2 separate regions of the Homo sapiens genome follow, and region 2 is linked to region 1. The links are chromatin loops, found by intact Hi-C in ENCODE. Cell type or tissue: pancreas. All regions are shown on one strand. Links, peaks and the distances in the headings refer to the core of each region. The heading gives the core; the rest is flanking DNA. Region 1 overlaps FGD6 (FYVE, RhoGEF and PH domain containing 6). Region 2 overlaps VEZT (vezatin, adherens junctions transmembrane protein).

Region 1 (10,116 bases), core at 1,161-9,160:
GACGGAATTTTACTCTTATTACCCAGGCTGGAGTGCAATGATGTGAACTCAGCTCACTGCAACCTCCACCTCCTGGGTTCAAGGGGTTCAAGTGATTCTCCGGCCTCAGCCTCCCTAGTAGCTGGGATTACAGGTGCCTGCCGCCATGCCCGGCTAATTTTTTGTATTTTCAGTAGAGACAGGGTTTCACCATGTTGGCCAGTCTGGTCTCAAACAACTGACCTCAAGTGATCTGCCCGCTTCGGCCTCCCAAAGTGCTGGGATTACAGGGGTGAGCCACAGCAGCCAGCCTGTAAATGAAAATATTGACACTTTTCATTTCATTTTATTTATTTTATTTTTTGAGGCACATTTGCACCATTATAATAACATTAAAATATTATAAAAGTTTAAAATACAGTCAAAGTAAAAAGGCAAACAGCACATCAGAAAATATACCTCTAGGAAATTTTCATTTCAGCACAAATACTAAAAATAGACATCTAGACTAAAAATATGAACAAATATAATAACTTAGAAAAAAAGAGCACATAATAAATATATAGTGGTGTATTGTGTCCTTCGAATGATAACTATCAAATAAAACAGTTACCAATTCTATTAGCAATAAAAAACTGCAGCACACAAAATTGGCATTTACTGAAACTGTTATTCTCATATATTTGTATTAAAAGTTTCACATCCCTTTAGGAAAGGTTTTTTGTGATATGTATCAAGCACCCAAAAATAATTTAATATTTTATTTTATTTCATTTTATTTTTGAGGTGGAGTTTCACTCTGTCACCCAGGCTAGAGTGCAGTGGTGCGATCTCGGCTCACTGCAACCTCTGCCTCCGGAGTTTAAGCAATTCTCCTTGCCTCAGCCTCCCGAGTAGCTGGGACTATAGGCGCACACCACCATGCCCTACTAATTTTGTATTTTTAGTAGAGACAGGGTTTCGCTATGTTGGCCAGGCTGGTCTTGAACTCCTGACCTCAGGTGATCCACCTCCTTCACCCTCCCAAAGTGCTGGGATTACAGACATGAACCACCATGCCCAGCCTAAAATTTTTTTTAACTTTAATTTTTTTCTATATCACAAATCATGAAGCAAAAAAAATAAAAAATAAATAAATAAATAAATAAATTATTCTCCCTGATCCCAAGAAAAGAATCTGAAATATGGAAGAAGGCATGCTTTATTTATTTATTTATTTATTTATTTTTATTTATTTATTTTTGAGACGGACTCACTCTGTCACCCAGGCTGGAGTGCAGTGACGTGATGTCAGCTCACTTCAACCTCCGCCTCTTGGGTTCAAGCAGTTCTTCTGTCTCAGCCTCCTGGGTAGCTGGGACTACAGGAGCATTCCACCACACCCGGCTAACTTTTGTATTTTTGGTAGAGATGGGGTTTCACCATGTTGGTCAGGGAGGTCTCGAACTCCTGACATCGTGATCCTCCCGCCTCAGCCTCCCAAAGTGCTGGGATTACAGGCATGAGCCACTGCACCTGGCCTATTTTTTTATTTTTATTTTTGTTTTTTTGAGATGGAGTCTTGCTCTGTCACCCAGGCTGGAGTGCAGTGGCACAATCTTGGCTCACTGCAACCTCTGCCTCCTGGGTTCAAGCGATCCTCCTGCCTCCACCTCCCGAGTAGCTGGGATTATAGGCGTGTGCCACTACCCCCAGCTAATTAGTAGAGACAGGTTTTTGCCATGTTGGCAAGGCGGGTCTCAAACTCCTGACCTCCGGTGATCTGCCCACTTCGGCCTCCCAAAGTTCTGAGATTACAGGTGTAAGCCACCACACCAGCCGACAGTGCTAATCAGTGTTACTTATAAATCCAAACCCATTAACTTACAAAAGTAAAAGAGGACAGTATTTATAATTATGCCTGGACAGCAGGTATAAGGCAGGACTATATGGGGAGATAAGGTTGTATTGCCATCCTACTTATGTAAATAGCCAAAACAAATTAAATGCACTAAAGAGCTAATAGAACACCTAAGTACTGTATGATATACCCCTAGGATGGTTTTTAAGTCAAATCAAGCATTTATAAAAACAAGGAAATAGTTTAGTAATTGTTTTTCTCAGAGATGTTCATAGTTTAAGTTTTCCTCATTATTTAATTTTTCAAATTTTTCATTTTTTATTTTATTCAACAAAATATGTTTCATGATATTTTGGAATGAGAATCGTTACAGTTTTCATTCTGGTTCAGCCTAGTTATTTTATGCATGAGGATATTAACACACAAAAATGCTATGGGGCATGGCCAAAGTCCCATGCCTCAACTAGATGTGGCTGGACCAGGCAGAGTAAGCATTTCTATCTTTATTATTATTATCATCATCATCATCTAAAGACTTAGAGATGGGTCTCACTATGTGCCCAGGCTGTATCCTCCCACCTCGGCCTCCCATAGTGCTGGGATTACAGGCATGAGCCATCGCACCTGGCCCAGGAATTTCTGTCTTCTAATTCCAGAGCAAGGGCTCTTGACCACTTCGCCAAGCTGCCTTGAAGTGTCAGTATGTTTTGTAAGTTGACACTTGATGCTTGTTTTTGGTATTTAAAATGATCAGTACTTTGTTTCACAAGTCAGGCTAATTTTAGGTTGTTTCTTGCAAAATCTGAAACTTCATAAAACTTTACAAAGTCATATTGACTAGACTTACTTTTCTCTGGATCCCATAATTCTGTATGTGTTGCTGATCCCACTACATATTTATGGAGGAAAGAAGAAATCTGAAAAATACAAAGCAAGACATGTCCTCAAATTCAAAACACTTGACTTTGGAATGTTATCCCTCCTATACACTCATTTCCTCTGTGCTTTGCTGCCAAACATTTCTCAGTGCACGGTCCAGGAATCTGACTGGGTGTTGAATGCAAAAAGTCCCAGATTCCCACAGATGACTAATTTTTATTAATGGTTAACAGGACTTCCGACTAGTTTCTGCTCTAAGTTGGTTATGTATTGATTAGGTAATCAATGAGTGGTGGTAAGGCTCCCTGGGAACCCTTATACAGAAAACTTAGATTTCCAACAAGATATAGTATATATTGGGTCCTCATCCTTTCTCTCTCTCTCTTTCTTTTTTTTTTTTTTGAGACAGAGTCTCGCTCTGTCATCCAGACTAGAGTGTAGAGGTACAATCTCGGTTCACTGCAAACTCCACCTCCTGAGTTAGCAATTCTCCTGCCTCAGTCTCCTGAGTAGCTGGGATTGCAGGTGCCCACTACCATGCCTGGTGAATTTTTATATTTTTAGTAGAGATGGGGTTTCACTATATTGGCCAGGCTAGTCTCAAACTCCTGACCTCAAGTGATCTGCACACCTCAGCCTCCCAAAGTACTGGGATTACAGGCATGAGCCATTATGCCTGGCCGTGGGAATTTGTTATTGTTGTTGTTCTTGAGACAGAGTCTTGCTCTGTCACCCAGGCTGTAGTGCAGTGGCACGATCTCAGCTCACTGCAACCTCTGCCTCCCAGGTTCAAGCGAGTCTCCTGCCTCAGCCTCCTGAGTAGCTGGGATTACAGGCATGCGCCCCCATGCCCAGCTAGTTTTGTATTCTTAGTAGAGACAGGGTTTCACCATGTTGGCCAGGCTGGTCTCGAACTCTTGACCTCATGATCCGCCCACCTCGGCCTCCCAAAGTGCTGGAATTACAGGCATGAGCCACTGCGCCCGGTGGCCTTGGGCATTTTATATGAGAACAAAATTAACTTGTACTGGCACCGTGGCTCACACCTATAATCCCAGCACTTTGGGAGGCCAGGGTGAGAGAATCACTTGAGTTCAGGAGTTCAAGACCAGCCTGGGCAACATAGTGAGACATCGTCTCTACAAAAAATCAAAAACTTAGCCCAACGTGGTAGTACAGGTCTGTTGTCCTAGCTACTTGGGAGGCTGAGGTGTGGGACAGCCACTTGAGCCTGGGAGATTGAAGCTACAATGAGCATTGGTCACACCACTGCACACTCCAGCCTAGGCAACAGAGCGAGACCCTCCAAAAAAAGAAAGAAAAAAAAAAGGCAGCTTGCATATCCCTAGAAGTTGCACATAGTATGTTGTGTTCCAGTTAATTTTTTGCTACTCATGTTGGGTGATGGTGATGGAGTTAATTAACTTTTATTAATCAGTGATGCCACCTGGTGGCCAGAGAGTACATTTTGTAGTGTACCTACATGCTGAACCAACATCTGCTTTTTTTTTCCTTTGATAAAAATAACCTCAGTGGCATTTGAGGCAGTTTTATTAGTGAAGTTTTGAATAATGCTCAATTTGTTTTGGCAGGAGCAGAAAGGTCATAGAATACTACCAGTCTAACATGGCAAACTGAAATGACTGCTCTCCTCGTTGTTATTAGGAAAGCTTCTGCCGAATACCAGGTCCTAAGTGATAGGTAATAGGTGGTTCACTATGACCAATATAGGCGTGTCTGTCTGGTCTCCTTTCCTGGGTTTCACCTGGGTTATAACAGTTACTGGGGCAGCTACTGGTTTCCTGTTCCTCCCATCTGACTCAGGGTGATCAGTCACATTCTTATGCTGCAGTTAAGGCCCCAGGTGATTCTTAACTGTTTAAGGAGATCCAGGCCCTGCTCTCTTTGCCAAGGTAAAAGTTCTCAAAAAGATATACTGCAAGAAGATGCCCTAAAAACATGAATGGATGGATGGATGGGTTGATGGATGGATGGATGGATGGATAAGTTGGAGAGTTGGATTTTGTAGACCATAAAGATATTTTTAAAAATTGGCAAGGAGGGTAAACCTAACTCCGTTACTTCCTTGATTAATAGCATGATGTTGCAACGTGTTAACGGTGGGTTTTCTGCTCAGTGTATTTCAACTGTGTTCATAAAAGTTCATGTTTGAGTACAAGCAAAGAAAATGCAACTTAGAAGTTTATGAGGCTCAGCACAGTGATTCTGAGGTCAGGATTTCCTAATATGGACATCTTCTGGGGAGCCCTTTTGGTTTAGAGAAATGTCTCTGTTTTCATGGATATACTTCTGTATTAAAAAACAGAAATTTAAGACAAACTAGGAAGTCGCCATGAGTCCAATATTTAGGTAAATCTGCATTCCTTCCCACAACAAGATATAGTAACTATCTAACAGCTTAAGGAAAATCACTTGATTAATGAGGTAGCTTAGGGTTTGAGAACATCTAATAGGGAGGGTAGGGTAAGTTTGTCTCCCCAACCCTGTCAACTGTCAGCCATAGAAATGTTAAATGTTTGCACTCACCAGACACGGATTATGTAATATATTGAATGCATTCTGAGTGGGGTCAGAGTGAGAATATTTATTTTCATCTCCAGATGGGGCTAAGTGTAACATATAACTTATGTATTTTGTTAATTTGGGAATTTTTTATTTTTTGTGTGTGCCCACTTCATTTTTCCTTTATATTTTGCGGGGGATGCTCTCTTCATTCAGATTAAGATCTAAATTGCTAGCGATGGTCTCTGGCAAGATAGAACCTATGCCATGGCGCAGGGAAGCTTAATATGTTTATACATAACATCTCACCATGGCTTATTGCCAGTGCTGGATATTTATAAGGTGCACGTCTAGACTCACACAGGCTCTTAGATCACTGTCTCAAAGACTTACGAAGTTTCAGCAATTGGGCGCGTGTTTGTGTCATCTGTTATGTTTGAAGATCTGGCACCAATACCCCTGTTTTCCTTTGTTCCTCTGAGCATGATGTCATAAATCCATGAGATGAAGTTGTATCTATTCCATAATAGTACTAACTAGCAGTTGGGTCTGATAAAGATATATTCAGTCACTGAACACACCTTTCCTCCTTTCATTTCCTCAGTTCCCACTGGCATTAGAATTGGTTTCAGCATTTATTGCCTTTTACCTCAACTAAAATACAATCCTATCTAAAAAATAATATATTCTTGGCCAGGTGCAGTGGCTCACTGCCTGTAATTCCAGCACTTTGGTAGGCTAAGGCAGGAGGATTGCTTGAGGCCAGGAGTTAAAGACCAGCCTGGGCAATAAAGCGAGACCCTGCCTCTGCAAAAAAAAAAAAAAAAGCAGACATGGAGGCACACACCAGTAGTCATAGCTATTTGGGAGGCAGAGGCAGGATGATTGGTTGAGTCCAGGAATTTGAGGCTGTAGTGAGCAATGATTGCAGCACTGTGCTCCAGCCTGGACGACAGGGTGAGACTCTGTCTTGAATGAGTAAGTGAACTGTTTTTATTCAGTAAGCATTTATTGTCCCCTTTGTGCAAAGCCCCTGACTAAGTGCTATGTGAGAGAAAGATGTGTCAGATGACTTGCTCACAAGGAGCTTTGAGTCTAATGAAAAAGAAAATGATAGAAGCATAAAGTGAGACTGCTGTGTCATGTGTTATTCAAAGGCAGAAAACGTTTCTTTCAAATGGAAATTTTGTAAGAGAAGGGGCATTTAAGAAGAGCCTTGAAGAGTGTGAGTAGAATTTGTATAAGCGAGACAGAGGAAGGGATGGAGAAAAAGGGACTATTAGAGACAAAAGGTGTGAAGCCAGGGGGACACATGGGGAGTGTTTAAGGGGTTGCACAGATCAAATTTAGTCAGAACAAAGGGCCCATTTTAGGCAGTAGCAAGAGAGAGAGAAAAATTGATAGGGACCATGTAGCAGGGGGCTTTAAATTCCAGAAAGGAATTTGTATTAATTTAACAGGTAATGGGAGGCCATCCAGCATTTCTCAACAGAGAAGGAAGTATTGCCTTGAAATTCCATGACTTACCTTGGTGTTAAAGATTTATTAAATATAGGTTCTTCTATTACCTCTTTTTCTGTATTACAAGAACTACTATATACCATATTACTTATTTACAGACTATCTTTATCCAAACCAAGGTTTCTCAACTTCAGACCTATTGATATTTGGGGTCAGATAATTTTTTTTTTTGTTGCAGGGCTGCATTATAAGATATTTAGCAGCACGTCTGACGTGTGTGTGTGTGTGTGTGTGTGTGTGTGTGTGTGTGTGTGTGTGTGTGTAGTAGAGATGGGGTTTCCCCATGTTGGCCATGCTGGTCTTGAACTCCTGACTTCAAGTGATCCACCCCCTTTGGCCTCCCAAAGTGCTAGGATTACAGGCATCAGCCACCGAGTCCAGTCTGCATCTCTGACTTCTAACCACTAGCCACCAGTAGCCCCCGCTTTTCCCCAGTTATGACAACCACAACTGTCTCCAGACATTGCCAGATGTACCCTAGGGGGCAAATTTGTCCCCATTTGAAAACCACCTGTTTAAATACATATATTGAGTTCCCTTGGTGTCCTGAGCATTGTTAGACTCTTAGATTAACAAATCCAGGAGACTTTTAGGGATTGGATTAATGCCTTAGAATTTTATACTAGACGTGTGTCTGATCTCAAGATTAAAGTACTTCCTATGTGTTGGGATAAAAGCTGAATTGGGCATTAGGAGACCTGAATTCTCATGCTGGCTCTGCCAACTAGAGGTTGTGTGAGTTGGGTGAGATCCTTTGCTCAGTAATCTGATTCCTCATCTCTAAAATAACCAATGTTTCCTCCAAGGCTTTTTCTAGCTCTGACTCTATGTCTTGATTTCAAATTGATCTCAGGGCTTTATTTTTTCACATTTTTAGAAAGTTAGCACAAGTTGGACTAGCATGTATATTAACCAGCAAGACTAATGAAGTATTGAAAAAGAAAGATATGTGTTTGGGGCTCACTGGTTTATTGTACTTAAATACTTTTTTTTCTTCTTTTCTAGATTATTTGAAGAATCTCATAGAAGATGCTGGAGATTACAGAGACACTCAAGGTAAATAACTTCTGTGGTTGCAGAAGTTTTTATATTATGTTTATTTAGGTAGGGCTAGAAAGTAAAAATATATTGATAACAAAATCCATTACAAACTCTCTTCATACGACTTGAAGGGCAGGTGCGGTGGCTCACACCTGTAATCCCAGCAGTTTGGGAGGCCGAGGCGGGTAGATCACCTGAGGTCAAGAGTTTGAGACCAGCCTGGCCTACATGGTGAAACCCCTTCTCTACTAAAAAAAATACAAAAACTAGCCAGGTGTGATGGTGCACGTCTGTAATCCCAGCTTCTTGGGAGGCTGAGGCAGGAGAATTGCTTGAACCCGGAAGGCGGAGGTTGCAGTGAGCCGAGATAGCGCCACTGCACTCCAGCCTGGGCGACAGAGCGAGACTCCTTCTCAAAAAAAAAAAAAAAAAAAGACTTGAGGCCTTCCTGGAAACTCCATTTTGAGCAGATTAACATAGAACCAGTTAAGTAGTAAAGCAGTGCTGGGGATAGGTGAGATGATATGGGCAGGGGAGACCCATGGCCAGCCCTGCATGGGAACCAGCCTCTTGCGACTGTGAAGCCAGCGTGGTGGCTGAGGTCAGGAATCTTTGCCCTCCTGTGCTCAGTCACTCTGTGCCCGTGCCATATTCAGTTTCCCTAGAGGTCCATTTCTTTGTCTTTCAAAAACAGGGATTGAACCAGATCTGCAAGGTCCTCAAGCTTCAAAATCATGAGTCCATGAAGTGACTAAACTACAAAGCAGGGATGAGTCTAAAAAAGCATATTATTCTGGCACTGTCTAACAATAGGATATTAGCCTTCCCTCAGCCCTAGTAGTACTTAAGGGAAACAATCCATTACAACATGAGGGACTCATAGCTAGTGGGATAATTGGAGTTCCTGTGTCTGTGTGCCTGTGTCTCTCTCCCTCACAATCTCTCTCCCTCCCTCTCTCGCAGATACACACACATACACACAGATTAATTCTGTTTGGGTGTTTCTGTTTATTCCCAACAACCTCTTTCAAATGTCACAGGTATACCCCTTGTTCTTTTTTTGTTTGAGACAGAGTCTCACTCTGTCACCCAGGCTGGAGTGCAGTGGCACGATATCGGCTCACTGCAACCTCTGCCTCCTGGGTTCAAGCAATTATCCTGCCTCAGCCCCCCAAGTAGCTGGGACTACAGGCATGTACCACCATGCCCGGCTGATTTTTGTATTTTTAGTAGAGATGGGGTTTCACCATATTGGCCAGGCTGGTCTCGAACTCCTGACCTCAAGTGATCTGCCCACCTTGGCTTCCCAAAGTGCTGGGATTACAGATGTGAGCCACCATGCCCAGCAACGCCTGGGTCTAACTGCAGAAACATGTTAAGCAAGTCCATTAATTTTATGAATTTTGATCACATTTTTTTTTTTTAATTTTTTGAGACAGAGTCTTACTTTGTCACCCAGGCTGGAGTGCAGTGGCATGAACACGGCTCACTGCAGCCTCAACCTCCTGGGCTCAAGTAATTCTCTTGCCTCAGCCCTCCAAGTAGTTGGGATTACAGGCACATACCATCACACCCTGCTAATTTTTATATTTTTTGTAGAGACAGGGTTTCACTATCTTGCCCAGGCTGGTCTCGAACTCCTGAGCTCAAGCGATCCACCTGCCTCAGTCTCCCAAAGTGCTGGGATTACAGGCATGAGCCACCACACCTGGCCTGATCACATTCTTGTATATCCTTTACATTTGCAGAGTAAAAAGTGAACATTTTTAACCCTTTTTGTAGAGATTCTTATATATTCTTTTAATCATTTTACTTCTCTTAACATCTTCTGTTTGTGTACATTATGCTTTTAAAGGCGGTTTTTTTTAAAGGAAAAGCTTGTGGTTGGGGATCTGACAAGTTTCCTGTCTTCAGTGATCATATCTAGTTGATGAAGAAGTTTATAATATCCATCAAATAAAGAACAAAGCAAATGACTTCAAAGTAAGGGTGCACCGAGCAGGACAGAATTATTTGGATGACAGAGAAAAGTGTGAAGGTTAAAGAGGCAGGGAAGCTTTGCAGGAAAAAGTAGGACTGGAGATGAGTGGGAGAGTGGGTGAGAGGAAAAATGAGCATTCCCGACGGCAGCCCCTCTCGTGAGGATACAAATTATACATGGAACTTATAGAATAGAAAGAAAACATCTGTCCTGGGTCCTGGGCTTCTGCCTTCAATGAAAGTGAGTTATTAGCTCCATTTTACACATAAAACAAATTCAGGGTCAGAGATTAAGGAGCTTATTTAAAGGAAATTACATGTGACAGCAAAGACATAGATGAGAAAACCAGTGA
Region 2 (10,116 bases), core at 656-8,655, 110 kb before region 1:
TAATTTTTATAATTCATATTAAACATGGAATTTCTTCTTGCATATCTTGGTTATAAACCAGAGTTGGTGTTTTGTTTTTGTTTTTGTTTTGAGAAAGGGTCTTATTTCAATGCCCAGGCTGGAGTGCAGTGCTGAAATCACAGCTCACTGCAGCCTCAACCTCCTGGGCTCAAGCAATCCTCCCACCTCAGCCCCGAAGCAGGTTGCACTGCAGGTACATGCCACCACACTGGCCAATTTTTACATTTTCTGTAGAGACAGGGTCTCACTATGTTGCCCAGGCTGGTTTTGAACTCCTGAGTTCATGTGATCTTCTAACCGCAGCCTCCTAAATTGTTGGGATTACAGGTGTGAACTACCATATCTGGCTAGACTTGGTCTTAATGGTCAATCTTTGATGTCAATAGAGTTGTGATTTAATAGCACTATTAATAAATATTATTCCTATTATAGATAGTGATAGCATGAATTTTGCTATACTTCTAATCTCAGCTACTACTTGGAACAAGATTATTTTAAATAATACAATTTAGGGCTTTATGTTTGACAAACTGAAACTCAGGATATATTAAAAAAAATTAAATGATATAATAATACCTTAAATTTTATATGTATAATTATTCTAGACAGGAAGCTCCATTATCAAAATAGCAAATACTGTCCATGTATATGTTCACAGACAAAAACAATATTCTTCCATTGGTCAAATCAATAATACAAGTAAGAAAGAATCTACAATTATTACTTAGGGAAAAAGTACCTTCATGTTCCTCAGAGATGCATAATAACTTTTAAAAATACAAAGAAAAGGGAATCTCTCGAGGAAGAGAGAAATTTTTTAAAACTTCCTTTTAAATGTGAAAGGTTTTGTGAGAGTCATTTCCTTTCATTTAACTGATTAAATGCTATGGGAGAAAAGGGCGAAAGCTGAACATACTGCCAACAAAGGGTTAACATTTAATAACTTACACAGAAGTATGAAAGAAGTAGGAGAAAAAGAAATCATGACAAAATGGGCAAAAATTATCTTTCTCAGCCAGGAAGAAAAGAAAAGAGGAAGAAGGAATTTAAACAAACACCAAAAACAGTAACGAGTTCACCTACAGAGGATAAGGTTACCAAGGCAAGAGATTTGAGTAAAAGATCCCTTTAATACAACATTGTCCCTACTAGAAGAAAGTTACAAAGGAATGGTTTAAATGAACTTCAAATGATGCAAAGAGGCAGAAAAATTAGTCTTTCAGATTTAAAAAGTCTTATTTCCAGGCACTCTTCCCTCTAGGAATAGCAAGGTTTAAGACAGATGACCTGAAGTTTCTGCAATTAAAATTTAAGGCCCGGTGCAGTCGTTCATGTCTGTAATCCCAGCACTTTGGGAGGCCGAGGCAGAACAATCACTTGAACCTGGGCAACATGTCAAAACCCACTCTCTGCAAAAAATACAAAAAATTGGCCGGGCATGGTGGCTCATGCCTATAATCCCAGCACTTTGGGAAGCCGAGGCGGATGGATCACCTGAGGTCAGGAGTTCGAGACAAGCCTGGCCAACATGGCGAAACCCCATCTCTACTAAAAATACAAAAATTAGCAGGGTGTGGTGGCATGCACCTGTAATCCCAGCTACTTGGGAGGCTGAGGCAGGAGAATCGCTTGAACCCGGGAGGTGGAGGTTGCAGTGACCCGAGATCACGCCATTGCACTCCAGCCTGGGCGACAAGAGCAAAACAAAATTCCATCTCAAAAAAAAAAAAAAAAAAGAAAAAATTAGTAGGGCATGATGGCACATGCCTGTAGTCCCAGCTACTTGGGAGGCTGAGATGAGATAATCACCTGAGCCTGGGAAGTGGAGGCTGCAGTGAACAGTGATTGTTCTATTGGAGGCCAGCCTGGTGACAGAGTGAGACCCTGTCTAAAAAACAGTTAAGAAAGCAACATCAGAACTTTAATACCTTTCTAAAGTAATTGGAGAATTCTTACTCTCAAAACACTGTAATTAATGATGACGATAACAGAGTAAAACAACAATCTTGGTATTTCATGCTTATTTTGTTAATATTCACATTAGACATAGTATCCATCATTTTCTAAACTTTGTTCTGTTGCTGTTTAGCCTGAGAGGTCCAAGACTGAGGTTATACTGTCCTTCTCAATTCAGCCTCTTAGAGTAGAATGATGGTAGAAGATTCTAATTAAAACAAATGATCTTATAGGAGGAGGAGTCAGGCTCCAATATAATGGAATTAACATTGAAAGTACATACGGAATCTAGCTCTGATAAAATGGGTAATCAGATTCTAGGGCAAGAAATGGGAATTGGGCCTGGGCACTTCACTCTTTCTTTCCTCCCTTAGTCCTTCTCTTATATTATCATCTTTCAGTGCACATCTAGTCCTCTCAGACTAAGAGGACTCAAAGTGATCACTGGAAGGAGAAATACAAATGACCCAAAATATAGTACAGTAAAATTTACAAATAATCCAAGAAACAGAAATTAAAACAAGATACCTCAAAGAGTTTGTTTTAAGGGAAGGGATGTTGTTGGAATATTATCCAAAACTCTGCATGATTTAAGTTTTTAACTTTCATGCAGCATGTAATTCTCTAGGTAAGTCTCAATACATGAATGACTCTGATTTCTATCTGAAGATCATTAAAATAACAGTATTACAACAAATATACCAAAAAAAAAAAAATCACAGTTAAATTTTCTTAGGGGAAGAGAGGTTCAGCCCTAAGATAGATATGGTAAATTGGCTTGGCTTGTTCAATCTCTATTCTATAATCCTTCTTCCAATGTATCTCTTGTGTTACAGAGGCAGGAAAGCTACATCTGAAATTTCCCAAATTATCTTGCAGCTAGGATTCTAGATATAAATCAGGGTTTCCCCAAGTAGGTGTATGGTGTAAGAGATTTGGAAGGTGGAAGAAGAGCAGAAGTCCACTTTTTGCTTCTTTGGCTTTTGTTTCAACTGTTCTTTTTTTTTTTTTTTTTTAAATAAAGGCAAAGTCTCAATCTGTCACCAAGGCAGAGTGCAGTGGCCTCATCAAAGCTCATCACAGCCTTGAACTCCTGGGTTTAAGCAATCCTCCTGCGTCAGCCTCCTGAGTAGCTAGGGCTAGAGATGCATGCCACCATGCCCAGCTAATTCTTTAAAATAATTTTTTGTAGAAACAAGGTCTCTCTATATTGCCCAAGCTGGTCTCAAACTGCTGGCCTCAAGTGATCCCCCCACTGCTGGCCTTGTTCTTTCATTTGTCTGTTCTCTCATTCCTTCTCTTCCCTCCATCCTTCTCTCTCTTTTTTTTTTTTTTTTTTTTTTTTTTTTTTTTGCTATGAAACAAAGCTGTGGAGGCAAAATGTTTCTATAGCAGTATTCCAATATGGATTCTCCAGCTTCTTGATAACACAGCTGCAGGTGTGGTAGAGACAGTGGAGAGACTCCAAGTTCCAATACCAAGGTATCACTTTGTTAGGTTATTGAGAGGCAGATGTGGTGATGGCTTTTGTTTTGTTTTGTTTTGTTTTGTTTTGTTTGAGACAGAGTCTTGCTCTATCGCCCACGCTGGAGTGCAGTGGCGCGATCTTGGCTCACTGCAAGCTCAGCCTCCTGGGTTTACGCCATTCTCCTGCCTCAGCCTCCCGAGTAGCTGGGACTACAGGCGCCCGCCACCAAGCCCGGCTAATTTCTTTTTGTATTTTTACTAGAGATGGGGTTTCACAGCATTAGCCAGGAAGGTCTCAATCTCCTGACCTGGTGATCCGCCCGCCTCGGACTCCCAAAGTGGTGATGGCTTCTAATTCCTGGATTGTAACTATGATCATGATCACGTGCTCTTGTCTTCATGAGCATATAGCAACTTTGATAGAGCTTGATCCTGTAGGCCTTCCGATGATAATCTAACCATTAATTCCCTATGTTAAATTCCTTTCTGCTTATGGCACATAGACAGGTTCCTGTTTACTGCATTAACAGGGGTCCTCAACCCCCAGGCCTGCACAGCACTGGTACCGGTCCATGGCCTGTTAGGAATACAGCCCGAGGCCAGCAGGATGGTGGGCCAGTGGGTGAGCAAGCGTTACTATCAGAGCTCCGCCTCCTGTCAGATCAGTGGCAGCATTAGATTCTCATAGGAGCAGGAACCCTATTGTGAAATGTGCATGTGAGAGATCTAGGTTGTGAGCTCCTTATGAGAATCTAACTAATGCCTGATGATCTCAGGTGGAACAGTTTCATCCTGAAACCATCCTCCATCTGGAAAAACTGTCTTCCACGAAACAAGTCCCTGGTGCCAAAAACCAGTCACTGTGCATTAGGATGTATGGGTGACACAGTACTTAGTATCTAGAAGTAGGGCTGACTCAGCAGAACCTGAAATATGTTCCACTGGCTGAGTAATCAAGTGGTAGATGGCAAGAAAACATGCCTTACAAGCTTTCAGCTCTTCAAAAGAAGGCCTTTCTCAGTCAGTGGCCTGAGATCTAAGTTGAATGAAAGTGGTAATAGGGGTAGAGGGGGTTACAGGTCTCATAGGTGGTAAAGCCCAAACACAGGAAATAAGATGGCTGCTCCTAGCCTTTCCCAAGAAGAATCCCGTGATAAGAGTTACAGGTTAGCTGGACATGGTGGCACCTGCCTGTAGTCCCAGCTACTTGAGAGGCTGAAGTGGTAGGATCACCTGAGCCAGGAGTTGGAGGCTGCAGTGAGTTATGATGGTTAACACTGCATTCCAGCCTAGGCAACAGTGCAAGACCCTGTCAAAAAAAAAAAAAAAGTTGTGGCTTTAGGTACAGGAATGCAATCACTAACAAATAGTAGCCGTAGAGGGAAAGAATTCAGACAAGAAACACCCAAACCTCTCTGGCGCTCTTTCCTCCATCCTCTGATCTGCAGGTCCTTCCCACTGGCCGAACCTAAATGGAACCCAGAGGACAAGGGAATGCAGTGATGCAGTCCATAATGATCAGGGTGGAATTATGGGTCTGAGGGACACAGGGAGAAAAATAATCACCAATGATAACATCAATCCCTCAACTATATACTTGGGTATTAAATAAGAAATAAAAATGGAACTTATACAACCATGAGACAAACTACATTTCAAAACTTTCGTGATACAACTGAAGCAATACTCAGGGAAATTTATAGCCTTACAAGTTATTTTGGGCATTTAGGTTTTTAACTCAAGAAGCTAAAAAAAACAGAACAAAAATAGCAAAATAAACACAAATAGATGAATGGAAATAGATAAAAGTAGAAATTTTAAAAAAATTTAAAACCACAAACAAATTCAATAGAACTGACCAAACAAAACCAACTAGTTTTTTGAAAAGTCTACCTGAGGCCAGGCACGGTGGCTCACATCTGTAATCCCAGCACTTTGGTAGGCCGAGGTGGGTGGATCACCCGAGGTCAGGAGTTCAAGACCAGCCTGGCCAACATGGTGAAACCCCATCTCTACTAGAAATACAAAAATTAGCTGGGCATGGTGATGGGTGCCTGTAATCCCAGCTACTCGGGAGGCTGAGGCAGGAGAATTGCTTGAACCCAGGAGGCAGAGGTTGCAGCAAGCCAAGATCCTGCCATTGCACTCCAGCCTGGGCGACAAGGCTAACAGAGTGGAACTCTGTCTCAAAAAAAAGAAAAGTCTATCTGGTAAGTTGAAACTCCAGCACATCTATGCAAAACAAAAAGAAAAACATAACAACAATCAGATCTAATTTGTGCTATAAATGAAACTAAAGAGACTACTAAGAATATATCAATAATTTTGAAAACCTAGATAAAAAGCAATTTGTTGGAAAAATTTAATAAAAGGTAACATTTACTGAGTGTTTACAATGTGTCAGGTACTCATCTAAGTAATTCACTTATATTAAATCATTTAGTACTCATAACTACCTTACGAGATAGTTACTGTTATTTTTATTTAATATGGAGAAAACTGAAGCTTAGACAAGTTAAGTAACCTGCTCAAAGTCACATTAACTAATATAACTAATAAATAGCTGACCTAGGATTTCTTAGGTTATCCAGCTCCAGAGCCCATATCTTTAACTATATTACACTGCCTTTCAGAATAAAAAAGTTATCAAAATAGAAAATTGTACCTGAGCAATAACCATAAAAGAAATTGAGCTGATAGACAACATTCAGTCTCTTTTCCCCAGGAAAGGCCAATTTAGCTATACTCTGAAGAAACAGATAATTCTCATTTTGTAAAATCAGTCCTAGAGCACAGAACGAGATGAGAAGTTGCTTGATTCATTTAGAAGGCAAGCAATAAATGTTCACGGATTGGAAGATTCAATATTGATTGTAAAGATGTTAAGTTTCCCCAGATTAATTTATAGCTTCAAAGCAATTTCAATCAAAGTCTCAGTAGGGTTTTTTTATTTTTATTTTTTATTTTTTTACAAAAACTGACAGGCTGATTCTAAAATTTATATGGAAATATAATGGGCCAAGAATAGCCAAAGGCAATCCTGAAGAAAAATACAGCTGAAGGGTCTTATGCTATCAGATATTAAAACCTATTTTTTAAATTATAGTAATTAAAATAATGTGGTATTAACACACGAATAGACAAAATGATCAATGGCAAAGAAGACAGTGTCCAGAAAGAGATCTACACATAAAAGATTCCCTGATTTATGACAAAGGCAACACTACAGTTCAGTGGGGAAAAAATGATCTGTTCAGTAAATGGTGCCAGGTCAACTGGACATCCATACGGGGAAAAAAAAATGTTGATCTTCACTTGTTACCATACAAAAATCAGTACCAGATGGATGACAGATCTAAATGGGAAAATGTCAAATAAAGCTTTTAAAGAAAATATCTTTGTGACCTTAGAGTAGGCAAATATTTTTTTAACAGCACTAATCACAAAAGAATAAGGTTTAATTGGATTATAATAAGGAGCTTCTGTTCATTGAAAGACACGATTAAAAGAGTGCAGAGGCCACATATAGCCCAAGGTAAGATATATGAGGTATATACAGTTGTCTCTTTATTCATGGGGAATTGGTCACAGGACTAGGGCAAATACCCAGTCCATGGATGCTCAAGTCCCTTATATAAAATGGCATAGTATTTGCATATAACATACACACAGTCTCCCACATATTTTAAATCATCTCTAGATTATTTGTAATACCTAATACAATGTGAACACTATGTAAATAGTTGTTATCCTGTATAGTTTTTTTATTTGTATTATTTTTTGAATATTTTTGAGTATTTATTTATTTATTTAGAGATATGGTCTCACTCTGTCACCCAGGCTGGAATTGTAGCTCACTGCAGCCTCAAATTCCTGGGCTCAAGCAATCTTCTGCCTCAGGCTGTGGAGTAGCTGGCATTACAGACATGCATCACCACACCTGGTTAATTTTTTTCTTTTTTTTTTTTAATATGCAGGGTTTTGTTAATGTTGACCAGGCTGGTCTTAAACTCCTGGCTTCAAGCAATATTCCTACCTTAGCCTCCCAAAGTGCTGGGATTACAGGCATGAGCCACCTCACTGGGCCAGAGTATTTCCTTTATTTTTTTTTTTTGAGATGGAATCTTACTCTGTCACCCAGAGCAACCTCCGCCTCCTGGGTTCAAGCGATTCTCATGCCTCAGCCTCTGGAGTAGCTGGGACTACAGGTGCATGCCACCATGCCCAGCTAGTTTTTGTATTTTTTAGTAGAGACTGGGTTTCGCCATGTTGGCCAGGCTGGTCTCAAACTCCTAGCCTCAAGTGATCTGCCTGGCTTAGCTTTCCAAAGTGCTAGGATTATAGGCGTGAGCCACGGTTGGTCCAATCTGCAGATGTGGAACTCTCAGCTAAGGAGGGCCAACTGCATCTCTAACAAAGGACTTGTATCCAGTGTATGTAAATAATTCCTTCAAATCAGCAAGAAAAAGAAACAACCCAATAGAAAAATATGCAAGAAATTTGACGTGGCTTCACAAAATGGATATACAATTGGCTAATAAACACATTAAAAATCTTAACATCTTTATCAAGAAAATACAAATTAAAACCACAAGGAGATACCAGGACATAGCCCCTAGAATCATAAAAAGAAAAACACTAAAATTAGCAAGGGTTGATGAGGATGTGGGGCAATGGGACCTCTCATACATTCCTGGCTGGAGAATAAACTGGTACAACCACTTTGGAATAAAGTTTGGCAATATCTACAGAAATATCTAGGTATTTGCTATGACCCAGCAATTCCATTCCTACATATATATCCACCAGAAATATGTTTAACCAAACACATACAAAAAGGTTCACAGTAGCACTAGTTTAAACCTGGGAACTACTCAATGACCATTAATAGAAGAATGAATTTAAAAATGATCATATATTCACATGGAATACTATGCCAAAATAAAAATTCTCATGTTAACAATATGGACGAATCTCACAAATAAAGCCAGAGAGGAAAAAAAAAAGTCAGAAATAAGAGAGTATATAAATGGAAATGCACAGTGTCTAAACAATAAAAATAGACAAAATTAATCTAGGTTATTATGTTTAAATAGTGATCATTTTGGGGTAGGGAGTAGTGATGGAAAGGACCAGGAGGGAGCTTCTGGTGTGCTGGTGATGTTGTTTCTTTTTTCATTTTTTATTTTTTTGGGGCAGAGTCTGGCTCTGTCATCCAGGCTGGAGTACAGCGGTGCGATCATGGCTCACTGCAGCCTTGACCTACCCAGGCTCAAGTGATTCTCCCACCTCAGCCTCCCGAGTAGCTGGGACTATAGGCATGTGCCACCACGCCCAAATAATTTTTGTCTTTTTTGTAGAGATAGGGTTTCACCATGTTGTCCAGGCTAATCTCAAACTCCTGGGTTCAAGGGATCCATCTGCCTCAGCCTCCCAAAGTGCTGAGATTACAGGTGTGAGCCACCATGCCCCATCTGTCCCGTTTCTTGATCTGGGTGCTGGTTACATGGGTGTGCTCAACATGTGAAAATATAACCATCCACACACTTGTGATCTGTGCCCTGTCCTTATGTAAATTATACTGCAATAAAAATTGTGTATATCAAAGAGCAAACAAACAGCAAACTGGAAATTTTTCTGCAAGTATGACAAAGGCTTAGTAATATATGAAGAACTCACGCAAGTCAATTTTTTTAAAGCTAGCATCTAATAAGAAAATGAGCAACAAATATGAAGAGAAATGTTCAAAGAAATAAAAATAGCTAATAAATGTATAAATGCATAAAATGTAAATTAAAACAATGGAATGTTATTTTTGCCTATCAAATTAGCAAAGATTAAAGGAAACTGTTAAGGCTGTTGTTGAGGATTTGGTGAAACCAATACTCTCTTATTCTTAATGGAAACCGGAATTGGTATAACCTTTCTGCGTAAGTCTTAAATGTTCATATTCTTTCACCCACTAGTTCTACTTCTAAAAATTATTCTGAGGAAAATCAGAGTTGTAGTTAAAAATAGGCTTATATCACTGTTGATTACAATGGTATTTTTTTAAAAAAAGGTTATATTATGATACACGTGAGGGGATATTATAATATTAATGTTTTCAGAGAATGATGAATGGGAAAAGATTCACGATAAAGTCAAGTGAAAAATATATACAAAATTCTACGTGGTATACCTTTTGTTTTAAAAAATATCACACACACATTGTGTCTTAATATAGAGGCTAAAAAATTACACACACATAAACACACATTTACATAGAAATAAAGTCTATAAGAACACATACCGTACTGTTAATAGTTACCATCTTTGGGTGGTGGGATAATGGATGATTTTAACTTGGGGGCTTATTTTCTACAATAAAATGTTCCTTGAGCATATATTACTATTATATTCAGAAATCAAAAATAATGGGTAAAAAAAATACACCCATCAGTTACCCTTACTCTAGAAAATATTTCTCTCTCCTTCAGCTACCACATTCAATCTATAAACATTGCCTCGATTTTAACTTACAAGTGTCTGTCCAAGCCATTATTCCATTACGTCTCTCATTTCATCTCAGGCCCTTGTCTTCCCTAATGAACGCCTCATATCTAGACTCTTCACTTCGGTAAAATGGCCACATTTTCCACTGCTTCTTCATTGCAGCCACATCAAGCCACT

Evidence for each region. A loop is a pair of places that touch in the nucleus more often than their neighbours do. Peaks named below come from ENCODE experiments on the same cell type or tissue, not always from the same donor. Only the 100,000 strongest peaks of a DNase experiment are listed, where the experiment ranks them.
Region 2: a loop joins it to region 1, with 2.5 times the contacts of the local background. A loop is called at or near these places in 77 of 110 quality-filtered maps.

What each region holds. Positions count from the first base shown.
Region 1 is chr12:95,111,333-95,121,448 of GRCh38, reverse strand. FGD6 (FYVE, RhoGEF and PH domain containing 6) reads left to right here. Exons shown (of 21, transcript NM_018351.4): 9 at 7,748-7,798. Among named protein-coding and RNA genes, the nearest start is that of NR2C1, 43 kb to the right of the region's middle. RefSeq lists an enhancer at 5,976-6,709. In pancreas, for the core only: a CTCF peak has its summit at 4,170 (motif pointing left); no DNase peak of the experiment used is centred there; H3K27ac peaks cover 3,131 bases.
Region 2 is chr12:95,218,976-95,229,091 of GRCh38, reverse strand. The region is part of intron 1 of VEZT (vezatin, adherens junctions transmembrane protein); the gene reads right to left. Among named protein-coding and RNA genes, the nearest start is that of VEZT, 6.2 kb to the right of the region's middle. In pancreas, for the core only: no CTCF peak of the experiment used is centred there; no DNase peak of the experiment used is centred there.